Linked DNA regions of Homo sapiens: region 2 is linked to region 1. A link is an interaction called in ENCODE POLR2A ChIA-PET data of the cell type or tissue named here. Cell type or tissue: OCI-LY7. All regions are shown on one strand.

Region 1 (8,000 bases):
TAACCTTATGATGTTAGGGGCTTTTAAGATATCTTGGTATTTTTTCTTTTAGTTATAATTTTTATCAACATTATCACGTTGCATAGTTTTATGAGTGAAATAATTTTACAAAATTTGTGTGGGAAAAACAGGTTCCTCTCTTACTGTTAATCCCTGCCTCTCAACCACTTTCATTTCTTTTTTTTTTTTTAGATGTATTTTTTATTTTTACAACTCAGGATAATTGAATATACTTTTAATTCTTGACTGGTTCTTTAGGTACTTACCACCATAATTAGTTAGACAGGGTCTCACTCTGTTACCCAGGCTGGAGTACAGTGGTGTGATCCTAGCTCAATGCAGCCTTGAACTCCTGGGCTGAAGCGATCCTTGCGCCTCAGCCTCCTGAGTAGCTGTGACTATAGGCACCCATGACCATGCCTTGTTAATTGTGGTTGTTTTTTTGTTTTTTGTTTTTGGTGTGGAGATGGCATTACTTTTTTGTTTGTTTGTTTTTTGGGGTTTTTTTTGGCACAAAGGTGGTGTCTGGTTATGTTGCCCAGGCTGATCTCAAATTCCTGGACTTGAGATCCTCCCACCTTGCTTTCTTATTTGAAGAAACATTTTAAGGCATTAACATTTGTCTGGTCACTATATATTATTTTCTTCTTTTTAATTTTTTCTGATTTCTTTTTTTAATGGTAAGTACATATTCTTGATAAGAGATCTAATTTTTGTATTTGCCTATAAAAGTATTTCCTTGAAGTATGTGGTGTTAAAAGGAGCAGAGAGTGGAACACATACTTAGATAGCTTAGCTAATATGAAGAAATGTATTCACTAGTGGCATTGAATCCATCAGTAAACTTAGTATGGGCACAGTGGATGGAGAAAGGTAAATCTGGGTGTCAGCCACTCTTCTGCAGTTAAGTGTGAACTTGGGCGGCTGATGTCTGTAGGCCTCAGTTACCTCATCTGCATGATAAAAAGGGGTTAGCATAGATGAGTGGATGTCAGCAGAGGTGGCACTTACCCCACTGTGGATAGTTGGAAGTGTTATAGGTTTTCCTAAATAGCATACAAGTATATCCAGTGCCCGATTAGGTGATTGCTAAGGCTCTATTTTCCTGTAGAGCAGCATGTCTTAAAATGTGGCCTGTGCACCAGTACCAGTCCAAAAGACTTTTAAAAAAATCAATCCATGATGTGAGAAATACAAAAACTGAGAGCAAGCATTTAGAAATGTGTATAGCAGTTTGACTCCATGCATGTCACTGTGGACACATCTCATTGAACTGGGTATGTAGATCAGAATATTGGTCACCAGACAGGTTGAGTAAAGCAAACAAAAAATGCTGGTCATTCACAGCAAATAGTTTGAGGAGCACTGGTGGTAAAGCAACGGAAAATAACAAAGGAAAGTAAAAAAATAACAGTAATGTAAGCTAGGAGAAAGAAAATTAAAAAACACAGAACTCCCTTTTTTCTAGTTTGTCACTAGTATGACATATTTTCTCAGCCAATTCTCAGCTCTCCTTATAAGAGTTCTGTTGGTAAATAGTATTACTTTAATAGTATATATTCTTTACTAGTCTTTCACAGACTAGTATTTCCTTCAAGTGGCTATTTTTTCTTCGATTTTCAGATCAGCCACTCTGGTCTGAAGTGAAACCTCATATCTTTCTGAACTTGTCTCTAAAACACACCCCTGCCTGTCCTAAGTCAGTTTCAGCCAACTTGGTCAAAAAGATGTGAACAGGATAAGACACTTAACAATTTTAAGAGGACCAGTTGTTCATATGTTGTGCATGTACAATGAAATAGAATTGATTCACAGGTAGCAGATAAACAGTGTTTCACAGGGAGAAGGGAGTAGATACACAGGAATCCATGTGCCTTTAGACAATATTCGTGAGTTTTAAAATTGTGTTTCTTTGGAATTTTAATGTGCTCTGCATCTAAGTCTGCTGTGCCCCTGTCTTTCAGGGAGCGTCTTAAGCTTTCTCTTACCAGCTCTCCCTACCCACAGGCTCATGGCAGCTAGAGCTCTCCTGGAATTTTTTTCTGCTTAGAGAAAACTTGAAGGTCATGGTATTGTTTCCTAATACTGCTGAAGATGTGGGTCACTTGTGGTTTCATTTGCCCTCCTTGTAGATTTTATGGTATTTTGGGAAAGGATATAAGGGCAATTCAGAATTAGGCAGCTGCACTAAACCACCATATGACTACCCGTCTTTCCTGGTTTTGATTTAATTTCATCAGATTATTTTGTCTTTAGTTCACCAAATAGTTCTGATTCTTTTTTTAAAATTTTTTAGACAGGGTCTCATTCTGTCACACAGGCTGGAGTGCGATGACACGATTTCGGTTCACTCTAACCTCAAACTCCTGGGCTCCGGTGATCTTCCTGCCTCAGCCTCTCGAGTAGCTAGGTGTACACCATCATGCCCAGCTCATTAAAATTTTTTTATAGAGATGAGGTTTCACTGTGTTGAGACCTAGGCTGTTTGTGAACTCCTGGCTCAAGCTGCCCTCCCGCCTCAGCCTCCCAGCGTGCTGGGTATAAGCCACTATGCCTGGGTTCTGGTTCATTCTTAAATTTGCCACATTTGCTTAGACAAGTGGAGTAAAAAGACTCACTGCTTTGCCTTCTTCATCTCTTGTTTTCATTTAGTGGTTCTTTACCAGGGATCGCATTAGAATCACTTGGGAGGACTTGAAAAAAAATACACATACCTAGATCCTGCTCCTGGAGATTGAGAAATAATGGCTGAGGGAGAGGCGGCAGCACGTTTTTCACAGCTTATTAGTAATTCTACTCTGCACTAGTGGGGCTAGTTTCACATGCTCCAACTGGCTGTTTTGGAGATGAGGTAGTACTGGGAATTTGTCCCCCCCCCTTTTTTTCTTTTTGGGGTAGCAGAAATGGCAACTTTCTATTCTTAATTGGAAGAGTCCACCTGGAAACCTCTGTTGAAAAGGATTCTGAGGCTTATTGGGGAAAAATAGGGAACATGTGTCAAGCATTTGCTATTCTTTTTTTGTTTTTGTTTTTGTTTTTGTTTTGAGATGGAATCTCACTCTGTCACCCAGGCTGGAGTACAGTGGCGCGATCTGGGCTCACTGCAACCTCAGCCTCCCAGGTTCAAGTGATTCGCCTGCCTCAGCCTCCTGAGTAGCTGGGATTACAGGCTTGTGCCATCTCGCCTGGCTAATTTTTATATTTTTTGTAGAAATGTGGTTTCATAATGTTGGTCAGGCTGGTCTTGAACTCCTGACCTCATGATCCGCCCACCTCAGCCTCCCAAAGAGTTGGGATTACAGGCGTGAGCCACCACGCCTGGCAGCATTTGCTATTCTTGCTTTAAAGCAGTGATTTTTACTTATTTATTATTTATTTATTTTTTATTATTATACTTTAAGTTCTAGGGTACATGTGCAGAACGTGCAGGTTTGTTACATATATATACATGTTCCATGTTGGTTTGTTTAAAGCAGTGATTTTTAAAAATGTACATACCTTAATTAAAAAATACTTTATTGCTAAAAAATGATACAATCATTTGAGCCTTTAGTGAATTGCAATCTTTTTGCTGGTGGAGAGTTTTGTCTCAATGTTGATGGCTGCTAACTGATCAGAGTCGTGGTTGCTGAAGGTTGAAGGACAGTGTCAATTTCTTAAAATAAGACAGTGAAGTTTACTACATTGATTAACTGTTCCTTTCATGAAAGATTTTTCTGTAGCATGCAATCACCATAACAGATATAATAATAACAAAAAAGTTTGAAACATTATGAGATTTGCCAAACTGTGACATAGACACGAAGTAAGCACATGTTGTTGGGAAAATGGCACTGATAGACTTGCTCGACTCAAGTTTGCCACAGACCTTCAATTTGTAAAAAACACAGTATCTGTGAAGTATAATAAAGTGCAATACAATGAGCTATATCTGTATTTATTTTAGGAGCTAAGCTTGTATCAGAGTAAGGACAATGCCCTAAAACCTGTCTTAGCAGAGCCAGGTAGGGCTAAACTACTCATGCTGAATTAACGTTTGGTTAATGGTCTATGACAGGGGTTCTCAAAGTGTTTATAAAAGTTACCTGGAGGCGGCCGGGCCTGGTGGCTCATGCCTGTAATCCCAGCACTTTGGGAGGCCGAGGCGGTTGGATCATGAGGTCAGGAGATCGAAACCATCCTGGCTAATGCGGTGAAACCCGTCTCTACTAAAAATAAAAAAACAAAGTTAGCCAGGCGTGGTGGCGGGTGCCTGTAGTCCCAGCTACTGGGGACGCTGAGGTGGGAGAATAGCATGAACCCGGGAGGCGGAGCTTGCAGTGAGCTGAGATCGCGCCACTGCACTTCACTCTGGGTGACAGAGCAAGACTCCGTCTCAAAAAAAAAAAAGTTACCTGGAGGCTTGTTAAAATACAGGTTACTGGGCCCCCACCCCCAGAGTTCCTAATTCAATAAGTCTGGGTAGGGCCTGAGAATTTGCATTTCTAAGAAGCTCCCAGCTACTAATGATGGTCTGGGACCATGCTGTGGATAGCACTAGTTTATTATTTGAAGCTAAAACTCAGTTACAGTAATGAATTGTAGTGAATTCTTGACCTTAAGGCAGCTGTTGAGTCAAATCTTTAGTTTCTGTTAGAATAACATAGTTCAGAGAAAGACATTGGCCTGAAACAAGATACAGGTTCTGACTGCTTGTCTGAGGAATAGCCAGAGCCTGGGTAGGACAGCTTAGAATAACGGATAGTCAAGAATAGGAGTGTAACTCATGTTTATCTCTCATTTGTGACACAAAAGCTGCGACCCAAAGTCTCTTATCAGCCATGTAACATCCCTCGCTAAGTGGGAAGTCACAGAAGATTCTGACTCTGGCTTCCACTTTTGTACAACTTGAATTTTCTGTTTGGAAACTTATCCTGGCTCTTTATATGGCTGGTTCCTTCTCATCATTTAGACCTGAGCTCAGACAGCGCTTCCTCATTAAAACCTTCCTTCCTTTTAAAAGCCTCCTCCAGAACTTCGTTCTGTCTATCTTCTTTGGTTATTTTTCTGTCTACCCACACAGCAAAGGAAGCTCTTTGAAGATAAGGCTCTTTCTGCAGTATATACCCCTGTGTTCCCATTGCCTGCTACAGAGTAGGCCTGTAAAATTTTGTGTAGGAATAAATAAGTGATATTGGTCATACGTTTTATTTGAGGAGTTTTGTGAATTAAGAAGTCTTTATGCACTGTAGTTTGATATTGATGCTGCTGCTTTTAATTTTCTTTCTTCACAGCATGCTATGGAAAGCAACCATTGTACTCAGTAGAGGAGTATCAGTTCAGTATCGCTACTTCAAAGGGTACTTTTTAGAACCAAAGGTATGTTTTCTTTATCTAGTTTCCAATTCCTTTAGCACTTCCTTCAAAAGCAACTCACTTAAGTTTGAACACGTTCAAAGTAAAATGCATTTGCTTTGGTCAAATAAGGAATAGAACTCTTGATTAATAAAATTTACCAAAACCAAGGAAGTAGCCACTTCAGAGGCAGATGATGTCTGCCATGGAATTTTAAAAAGACATAGTAAGTATGTTCTGCAGTATTCTTATGAAATTGGTTTTAATGTGTTCTCTGTAAGTGTGCATTTTCGGTAACTTTTGTAAACTAGTTAGGAACCACTTGCAGAGCTTTTACTTTTGGTTTTGTTTTTTAATCCTTATGTGATGTAAATACATTTAGAGAAGTATATAGCCTGTTTTAAGTGAGTAATTAAAAAAATTATTTCACAGCAGCCATCTCTTAGTGGCTGTGTTAACTCTGATCAAAATTTAATTGATTCCTTTTAGATTTTTTCAAAGATGTTATTGATAAGACCCCTATCTTTTCTGGAGGCCTTTGGCATATCTATTCTAAATTTGCCTGTTCACAATTCATTATTTTGGGATTGTTTTCATATTCAGAAAAGAAAAAAAGTTAATCATTTTCCTTTTATTCTAAAGATACTTATTTGCTGAAAGGATTCTTTTCCTTCAGACTTTTACATTTGACACCCTTGGGCTGCATATGAACAAGGGTTTAGGCAGGGGTCTAGGATACAAATCATGGATTAGCTCTTGTTAAAAAATGTATTTCCTTTGGGAGTCATTAAGTGTTTTTGTTACGTGTGAAAAATGCAAGCAGCCACTGTTACCTCGTGCTCTTAGCCACCATTATACAAAGAAAAGAGACAAAATGACAAAAAATGACAAACCCACTTTAGCTGTCTTTTGCACCTATTACGTTTCTTGTTCCAAGAATATTTTGTGAATACACAGTAATTGAACTTAAATTACATTGTGGTTGATCATTGTGTTGGCTTTTCTTGACAATAGTTTCACTTTAACTTAAGAAAAGGGCATCTCATTTATTTGGCATGGGGTTATGCATCATGGTAAAGTTCTTTAGTATAACTTAAGCAATTGTGTGTAGATACATAGGTCATAGATATGGAAAGTTTACCTGAGGATCCTGGTATATGAAATTTAGCTTTGTAATATGTGAAACCAACTAAATTTTACTTAGGGGAGTTTGGATGAGAAAGATGATAATGAGTTCTTTGGGCATAGTTTTCTAAAGTAAGACTATTGTCAACACAGGTCAAATTAAGCCAACCTAAGTATTTATCCTCTTCATTGAAAATGTTACCAAAAGCAGCAGATCAGTCCAAAATACCTTTTGAAAAAATTGGCAAGAAGTCTGCTTAACAGTAAAAACAAGTTTTTCTCCTTGTAATACTTGCAAAAGTTTACAGTATGTGTTGGTGAGTGTGTTTCTTTAAGTAGGTGCTCTGTATCGTGTACACATGTACCGTGTGATGCAGGGGCTGCCATGGTAAGTATGTTTTTCATGGAATCGAGTAAATAGCTACATAAAATCCCATGCATATGGCTACAGTTTTTTTCTCCACATGCCAGCTTAATGTGACACTTTAAAAAAGTTGGTGGCGCTTTTTAAATAAAACATTTTTAATAGAAGTATTATGAAACTTTGTCTAGTTGTACATTGTCAAATAATAGAAGTAATGTGCAAGGCATCTTAAATTGTGAAATGATGTAAATTATTGGAATACATAATGTTACGAATATAAAGAATGATAGGAAAACAAATAATGAAAGCATTAAAAAGCTGAAATGGGAGAAAGGTTAATTTTACTGTGTTGAAAGTTTTAGGAGGTAATCTACCCAGGCAGTTTTGGAACCAAAGCTAAAAGTTTTGCGATTATGGACAAGCCAGTTGACCTTTAGGCTTTAGCCTCCTCATCTATAAAACAAAAGGTTTGAACTACAGATTTTTAGATCCTTTCATTGCAAAATTTTATTGAGTAAATGAAATTTTACCATTCATTTTTCTTCCATGCACTGCTTTTTCTGGCATATTCCTTTTAGTTTAGAAGAGTCCTGAAATCGTTTTTCTCAGTTTTTCACAATGACGTGTTCTCTTTGTGAATTAAGATAAGGTGTTAATGTGTTACATTTTAAAATAATTTCACAGATGACAAAACAAAATAGTATCTTATTTGAACATAGCACACAAAAGTAGTGAGTATTCCTGGAATGAAAACATTGGTATGAATCTGCAGGTAGTCCACTGATGTCACATCTTCACCAAAGATACTTTCTGAATTAACATGTAATTTCAACTTTTTTTTTTCTGTATCCACCCCTCTTTGCTTGTGGGTAGAATTAGGGATGTTTCCTCATAGTCAAATGTTAGCCAGTTTTTCATTGTATCCTTTGAAATTTTTCCTTCATTTTTGTAGAAATACATCTTTATTTTTCAGCACATATCTATGTTTCTAACTTTCATAGCTGCTAACATTCACTCATAATTAGATTCATTACAAACTATCTTATTTTGACCTCGATCTCCCTTGAGTTTTAAGTCCTTCCTTTAACAAGACAATCAGTCACCTGCGATAGATAATTATTTTCAGAATAGTCTAGTTTGTCATTTTGTACAATAGTTTATTAGTATCTAAAATTCT
Region 2 (8,000 bases), 85 kb before region 1:
GGATTACAGGCGTGAGCCACTGCATCCAACCAGGAATGGTATCCTATGTTCTTTGTAGTTTCTATTCCCTGAGTCCATTATTAATAGTCAATCCATTAATAAACCAGTATAAGCCAAAGTGTGGAGAGGAACACAGAGCACATGTAATTTATAGTTCTGCTCACAAGGAATTTACAACCTATGCGAAGGGAACAAAGTAAAATTAATGAAATAATAGTGAACCATGGCCAGGCGTGGTGGCTCACACCTGTAATCCCAGCACTTTGGGAGGCCAAGACAGAAGGATTGCTTGAGCCCAGGAGCTTGAGATCAGCCTGGGAAACCAGGAGTGAGACCTCCTCCGTCTACAAAAAATTTATTTATTTATGTATGCATTTATATTTATTTTTTGAGACAGGGTCTCATTCTGTCACTCAGGTTGTAGTGCAACGGTGTGATCTCAGCTCATGGCAACGTCTGCCTTCCAGGCTTAAGTGATCTACCCACTTCAGCTTCCAAAGTAGCTAGGACTACAGGTGTGTGCCACCAAGCCCAGCTAATTTTTAAATCTTTTTGTATCTCACCATGTTGCCCAAGCTGGTCTCGAACTCCTGGGCTCAAGTGATCCACCTGCCTGGGCCTCCCAAAGTGTTGGGACTACAGGCATGAGCCACTGTGCTCAGACACCACAAAAAAATTTTTAAAAATTAGCCAGGCATGGTGGCACATGCCTGTAGTCCCAGCTTCTTGGGAGACTGAGGTGGGAGGATTGCTTGTGCCCCAGGAGGCTGCAGTGAACTATGATTGCACCACTGTACTCCAGCCTGGGCTACAGAGAGAGACCCCGTTCAAAAAAAGGGAAGGAAGGAAGGGAGGGAGGGAGGGAGGGAGGGACGGAGTGAGGGGGGAGGGGAGGGGAGGGGATAGTGAACCACTTATGAGAGTGAAAAATACAGATGCTCACCACTTTCCTCAGCATCTTTTGCTTGCACCTCAGCCAATTATTTCTCATTCTGTATCCATCTCTGAAAGGTCATATTATTAATTGAAATACTTCACTCACTCCCCATTTTTCATGCCATTTTCTGAATAAATGTGTGATCCTTCCCTCTAAATGGATGGAATATATTTATTGACTCTTTGGCTTTGGGTTTGGCCACATGACTTACTTTAGCCAGTGAAAAATGGGAGGTGACAATGTGCCAGTTTTGTACCTAGGCCTTAAGAAGCCACGTATGTTCCTTCCTGCCCCTCTGCTATAAGAATGAAAAGAACATGTGTAGGCCAGCCCTTTAGTTCCAGGAGGAAGATGAGAGATATATGGAGGCAAGTCAAGTCATCCCAGCTGAGCCTGCCTAGATCAGCTGACACCCAGACAACTCCTAGATGCATGAGCAAAATGGTACCGTATGTTATAAAGAATTTATGGGCTGTTAGTTACACAGTAATAGCTAACTGACCTACATGCTCTAGGTTGGATATAGCTGACTCTCACAGCCCTTGTAGTGCTTTATTGCAATTAGCTATCCATACATCCTGTCTCTTCTACTATATTGTGGCATCTTACTGGGATTTCTATGCATCTTTCTATCTCAGCACCTAACCCATCTCTAGCTCACAATGTACACTCAATATATGCTTGTTGAATAAAAATCTGGGAGAAAGAATGAGTAAATGAATAGAATTAGCCATATGGATTTGGATTTCTGAATTGTCCTTGAACAATTCAGGCACGGTGGCTCACGCCTGTAATCTTAGCACTTTGGGAGGCCAAGACAGGTGGATCTCCTTGAGCTCATGAATTCAAGACCAGTCTGGACAACATGGCAAAACCCTGTCTCTACCAAAAATACAAAAAATTAGCCAGGCGTTGTGGTGTGCACCGGTGGTCCCAGCTACTCAAGAGACTGAGGTGGAAGGATCCCTTGAGCCTGGGAGTGAGCTGTGATCACACCACTGCACTCCAGCCTGAGTGACAGAGTGAGACCCTGTCTCAAAAAAAAAAAAGAAAAATAAATAAATAAATAGTTCTGGTAGGTTCAAAAGAACTTGTTATGCAGGAAGGAGGGGGGAAAGTTTATGAAACTGCTTTCAAAATTTTAAATACTGTATAAATTATTACATGATTTTGTCTATACATATATTGAAATTGTACATAAAATAACAATCATATCTAGTATATCTATTATTATAATAGTGCCTTTAACATCAGCTCCCAAAAAACAACCAGCCAACATACAACTTACCTTCAAAATGAAACATTTTTTCAGTTATTGATCAATGAAAAAAATATATTTTTTAAAATACTTGATAGAAGCCGGGTGTGGTGGCTCACGCCTGTAATCTCAGTACTTTGGGAGGCTGAGGTGGGCAGATCGCTTGAGGTCAAGAGTTTGAGACCAGCCTGGCCAACATGGTGAAACCCTGTCTCTACTAAAAATACAAAAATTAGCCGGGCGTGGTCTCACACACTTTTAATCCCAGCTACTGGGAATGCTGAGGCATGAGAATCTCTTGAACCTGGGAGGTAGAAGTTGGAGTGAACTGAGATCGAGATCCTGCACTCCAGCCTGGATGACAGAGGGACAATCTGTCTCAAATTTAAAAAAAAAAAAAAAAAGAAGGCTGGGCACGGTGGCTCATGCCTGTAATCCCAGCACTTTGGGAGGCCGAAGCAGATGGATCACCTAAGGTCAGGAGTTTGAGACAAGCCTGGCCAGCATGGTGGAAACCCCATCTCTACCAAAAATACAAAAATTAGCTGTGTTTGGTGGCGGCTGCCTGTAATCCCAGCTACTTGGGAGGCTAAGGCAGGAGAATCACTTGAACCTGGGAGGTGGAGGTTGCAGTGAGCCATGATCATGCCACTTCACTCCATTCAGCCTGGGTGACAGAGTGAGACTCCGTCTCAAAAAAAAAAAAAAAAAAAAAAAAAAAACTTGTTAGGTAGGAAATGTGTATTTGAGTCCATGGGGAAAAGAATTTGATTGATCTGGATAGTTGCTTTGCTCCCAGGAAAATGTTTTCACTCATCCATGTGTCCCTTCCCAGGAACCAGGGCAAAGCACTAATGGCACTGTGGAGGGAGTTATCACAGGAGTGGAAGAGGACAAAGTGATCATGCATGTGGATACCTAGGGTTACAAAATCATCTGCTATCTTCCTAGGTAAATGTGTTGCTCATATGGGAGGAATGCACAATGGAATATTTTTTCTAAATAAAAAATTGATTTCCACAGAGCACAGTCACACTGCTGTTTTATAGATGGAAAAGTAAATTTCACAACTTCCTTGAAATAAAAACATGAGACTGGCCTAAAGTTTTCTAAGCAATTTTGCAGTAGTTTGACAACTGTTTGTCCTTCTTTTCCAGGGTGTTAAACTGGCCTCCATTTATGATGACTTTTAAACCGAAAGAAGAGTGTGTATTGTTTATAGTAAAAGGAAATCTCTGATTTTAGAAATTTCCCTTTCACATAGCTCTGTATTTGCTATAGACTGAATGTTCATGTCCCCCCAAAATTTATACATTAAAACCTAATCCCCAATGCAATGGGCTAGGAACTGGGGCCTTTGGGAGGTGATTAGGTCATGAGGGTGGAGCCCTCATGAATGGGATTAGTGTCCTCATAAAAGAGACCCCAGGCCAGGTGTGGTGGCTCAAGCCTGTAATCCTGGCACTTTGGGAGGCTGAGGCAGGTGGATCACCTGAGGTCGGGAGTTCGAGACCAACCTGACCAACATGGAGAAACCCTGTCTCTACTAAAAATACAAAAATTAGCCGGGCATGGTGGCACATGCCTGTAATCCCAGCTACTCAGGAGGCTGAGGCAGGAGAATCGCTTGAACCTGGGAGGTGGAGGTTGCAGTGAGCCAAGATTGCACCATTGCACTCTAGCCTGGGCAACGAGAGAAAAACTCCGTCTCAAAAAAAAAAAAAAAAAAAAAAAAGAGAGAGCGACCCCAGAGAGTTCCCCTGTCCCCTTCTGCTATGCAAGATTATAGCAAGAGGCTTTATGAACCAGGAAGTGGGCCCTCACCAGAGGCTGAATCTGCTATTGCCTTGTTCTTGAAATTCACAGCTACCAGAACTGTGAGAAATAGATTTCTGTTGTTTATAAGCCACCCAGACTATGATATTCTGTTATAACAGCCGCAGTGGACCAAAACAGTATTTAATCATCCATTTAATGGCAAGTTAAAACAAAAGAATTTGGGATTTTAAAAAAGTCACAAATTGTGTTTTAATCAGATCATATTTTTTTGGTTTGTTAGCCTATTTGGAGGTGGTAAAAAAAAAACAAAAGCGAAAAATTTTCAAGAGTTCTATATGAAAACTAAATCTATTTCCCACTGTAAGTCTGAAATTATGTTTCCTCCCCAGAGGCACACTCTCATAAGCATTTTACATGTTTTTAAATTTTAAACAAACACAAACCTGCTAACACCTGCTGTTTCATATCTTGTATTTTTCATGTGGGAAAAAAAAAAGATCTTGGAGCTCATTCCATAAGTGACTTGCATTTCAACAGGATTCTTCAAAAGTGACAAGAAAACATAGGAAACCAACATCATTTTGAATCGCTTTCTCATGGAGCTGATTGGCAAGCATTCCTTCATGAAATCGCTCAGCATGTAATCTGGCATTCATGAGCTGTATGTATGGAAAACTCAAGGAGTCTGAGGTGTGAGCAATCAACTGAAGGCACATTTTGTAATGGCCATTGATTCTGTGAACATTAGCAGCATTAATACCTGCTTTGTGATAATAGAAGGTTTGTCATGATTTCAGTGTCACCATTGGAGATTATGAGGTATAGAAAAGTATAGAGCAGGGAAATGCAAATTAAAATAACCATGAGACACAATTTCAGAGCCATTAGATTGGCAACTTTTTCAATCCTGATAACACTAACTGTGGTGAGGGTGGAGAATCAGAAACGGGCTTTTATACTCAGTCTGTGGGAGTGAAAAATTGGAATAATTACAATAGAGAACAATTTTGCAGTACTTAGTAAAGTTGATATGTACATAATTTCAATTCAACAAATATATTTTTTTTTAAGCAGGTTTTTTTGTTGTTCTTTTTGAGACAGAGTCTTGCTCTGTTGCCTAGGCTGGGGTGCAGTGGTGCGATCTCAGCTCACTGCAACCTCTGCCTCCTGGGTTCAAGTGATTCTCATGTCTCAGCCTCCTGAGTAGCTGGACTTACAGGTGTGTACCACCATGCCCAAATAATTTTTTGTATTTTCAGGAGAGACGGGGTTTCGCTATGTTGGCCAGGCTGGTCTCAAACTCCTGACCTCAAGTGATCTGCCCACCTTGACCTTCGAAAGTGTTGGGATTGCATGCATGAGCCACCACACGCAGCCAAATTTACTTCTGTATAAATACCCAAGCAAGTTTCTTGAGCTTATGGGTCAGGCCGTGTGTACCTAAGCCTGTTCATTGCAACATTTCTCGGGATAGCAAAACAATGGAATACTACAGAGTAGTTAAAATAAATGCAGGAATTAGGCCAGGCACGGTGGCTCACGCCTATAATCCTAGCACTTTGAGAGGCCAAGACAGGTGGATCACTTGAGGTCAGGAGTTAGAGACCATCCTGGCCAACATGGTGAAACCCCATCTCTACTAAACAGAAAAAAATTAGCTGGGTGTGGTGGCGCATGCCTGTAATCCCAGCTACTTGGTAGCTGAGGCGGGAGAATCGCTTGAACCCAGGAGGTGGAGGTTGCAGTGAGCCGAGATCGCGCTACTGCACTCCAGTCTGGGCAATAAGAGTGAGATTCTGTCTCGAGAAAAACAAACAAAAACCATGTAAAAGCGTGATATCGTTTAAGAGAATTTGTAAAACACACAAATAATGCTTTGTGTTGTTTGTGGACACATATTCTCCAGCTGTCACATCCTCTTCCTGGCCTTCTCTACCTACTTCTGGCCCTGGGAAGCTTTACAGACCTTATCAGAGAACTCTTTTCTCTGTCTTTGGTTGGGTTCATCCAATGGGAAGCACCAGTAGGAGTCAGAGGGGAGGAGAAGAGACAGGCAGGGGGAATTAACTCTCTTCCTCTCCTTGCCTACTCCCTCTTTGCCAGGGGTTTGCAGAGGCTGCATTTGTTCACTGAAGACCACAAGTACTGTCGGTAACCCTCTGCTACAGTGGCAAGTCTTTCTGAGTTCTGTAGCAGGGGACCTCCAGTTGCTACCCCCAAGATGCTTCACCATCCCTTTCTGGGGTCCCTTATTGCAGCCTCTACATTTGCAAAGAGAACTTTTATGAAATTGTCTTCCATGACCCCGTTTGCACATGCTTGTCAAGGCCCTGAATGATGCACGTATTTATGTGGGGAGATTTAAAACTATGCTCATTAGTTGGCTGGGTATGGTGGCTCACGTCTATAATCCCAGCACTTTGGGAGGCTGAGATGGGAGGATTGCTTGAGGCCAGGAGTTCAAGACCAGACTGTTCAACATAGCAAGACCTCGTCCCTATTATTTAAATAAAAAGAAAAAGAAAAAAAGAAGAAAATAAAACTATGCTCACTAATGATCTCTCTCAGTTCAGGAAGCTGGTTACCTCTGCAAAAGGAAGTACAAGAAAGGATTGGGACAGGGTGGAAGGAGTTAGCTGTAGTTGCATAGTTTTTTTTTAAATTTAATCTAATTGATTTATTTCTTTGACACCGAGTCTAGCTCTGTTGCCCAGGCTGGAGTGCAGTGGTGAGATCTCGGCTCACCGCAACCTCCACCTCCTGGGTTCCAGCAATTCTTCTGCCTCAGCCTCCCGAGTAGCTGGGATTACAGGCATGTGCCACCACGCCTGGATAATTTTTGTATTTTTAGTAGAGTCAGGGTTTCACCATGTTGGCCAGACTGGTTTCAAACTCTTGATCTCAGGCTATCCACCCGCCTCAGCTTCCCAAAGTGCTGGGATTATAGGCGTGAGCCTCCGTGCCCAGCCAGTTTTATTTTTTTTAATAAACTTTTTTTAAAAAATCACACCAGAATCTATTGTGTAAAAATGTTCAAATCCATTAAATCTGAGTGGTTAATCCATGGGTATCATATCATAATGATTATTATTTTTGTTTTGATTGCATTTTTTTTTCTTTTTTGAAACAGAGTCTCCTTCTGTCGCCCAGGCCGGAGTGCAGTGGCACAATCTCAGCTTCCTCCAACCTCTGCCTCCCAGGTTCAAGCGATTCTCCTGCCTCAGCCTCCCAAGTAGCTGAGATTACAGGCAGGCACCACCATGCCCAGTGTACTTTTTGTGTTGTTAGTAGAGATGGGGTTTCACCATGTTGGCCAGGCTGGTCTCAAACTCCCAACCTCAGGTGATCCACCTGCCTCGGCCTCCAAAAGTGCTAGGATTACAGGCATAAGCCACTGCGCCTGGCCTTAAAATATTTTAAAAAATATTCTCCTTGCATAATGAGGTTTAAAAAAATGAAGCGTTTCCTAATTCAGAATGATACAAGGGTGTCACCTGAGGCCCAAGATGGATTGCATGCGTTGGAAAGTTCTCCCTCACCTGGGACGCCCCAGATCCTTTCTTCACCAGCACCTTCTTCAGAGACACAAGAGAGGCTGAGCATGGTGGCTGACACCTATAATCCCTACATATTAGAACGCTGAGGTGGGAGAATCACTTGAAGCCAGGAGTTTGAGAGCAGCCTGGGCAACATAGCAAGACCCTATCTCTACAAAAAAAATTTTTTTTAATTAGCCCAGCATGGTGGCATGTATGTAGTCCTAGAAACTCAGGAGGCTGAGGCAGGAGGATTGCTTAAACCCAGGAGGTCAAGGCTGCAGTGAGGCAAGACTGCACACTGCACACTCCAACCCGGGCAACAAGATAACTTCTATACACGTAGATGAGGCAGTTCCGCCTCTTTGCCTAAAGATTGTGGGAAGTGTGCAACTGCAATGATAAAAAGGACACTCTATGTGACAGCAAGATAAAATTGGCTCTCAGTCAACTGTGAAAGGCATTGCATGGGTGACAGATGAGTGTTATT

What was found. ChIA-PET counts read pairs that join two places held together with the same protein. Peaks named below come from ENCODE experiments on the same cell type or tissue, not always from the same donor. Only the 100,000 strongest peaks of a DNase experiment are listed, where the experiment ranks them.
Region 2: POLR2A ChIA-PET joins it to region 1 with 10 read pairs; 7 of 35 experiments call an interaction of 5 or more read pairs at or near these places.

Annotation. Positions count from the first base shown.
Region 1 is chr20:5,590,685-5,598,684 of GRCh38, reverse strand. It overlaps GPCPD1 (glycerophosphocholine phosphodiesterase 1), which reads left to right. Exons shown (of 20, transcript NM_019593.5): 4 at 5,274-5,358. Among named protein-coding and RNA genes, the nearest start is that of GPCPD1, 16 kb to the left of the region's middle. RefSeq lists a silencer at 5,168-5,462. In OCI-LY7, no CTCF peak of the experiment used is centred here; DNase peaks (open chromatin) are centred at 1,694, 4,334, 4,966 and 5,324; H3K4me3 peaks cover 6,370 bases; H3K27ac peaks cover 8,000 bases.
Region 2 is chr20:5,675,553-5,683,552 of GRCh38, reverse strand. No RefSeq gene overlaps it. Among named protein-coding and RNA genes, the nearest start is that of GPCPD1, 69 kb to the right of the region's middle. In OCI-LY7, no CTCF peak of the experiment used is centred here; DNase peaks (open chromatin) are centred at 4,012 and 7,912; H3K4me3 peaks cover 470 bases; H3K27ac peaks cover 2,757 bases.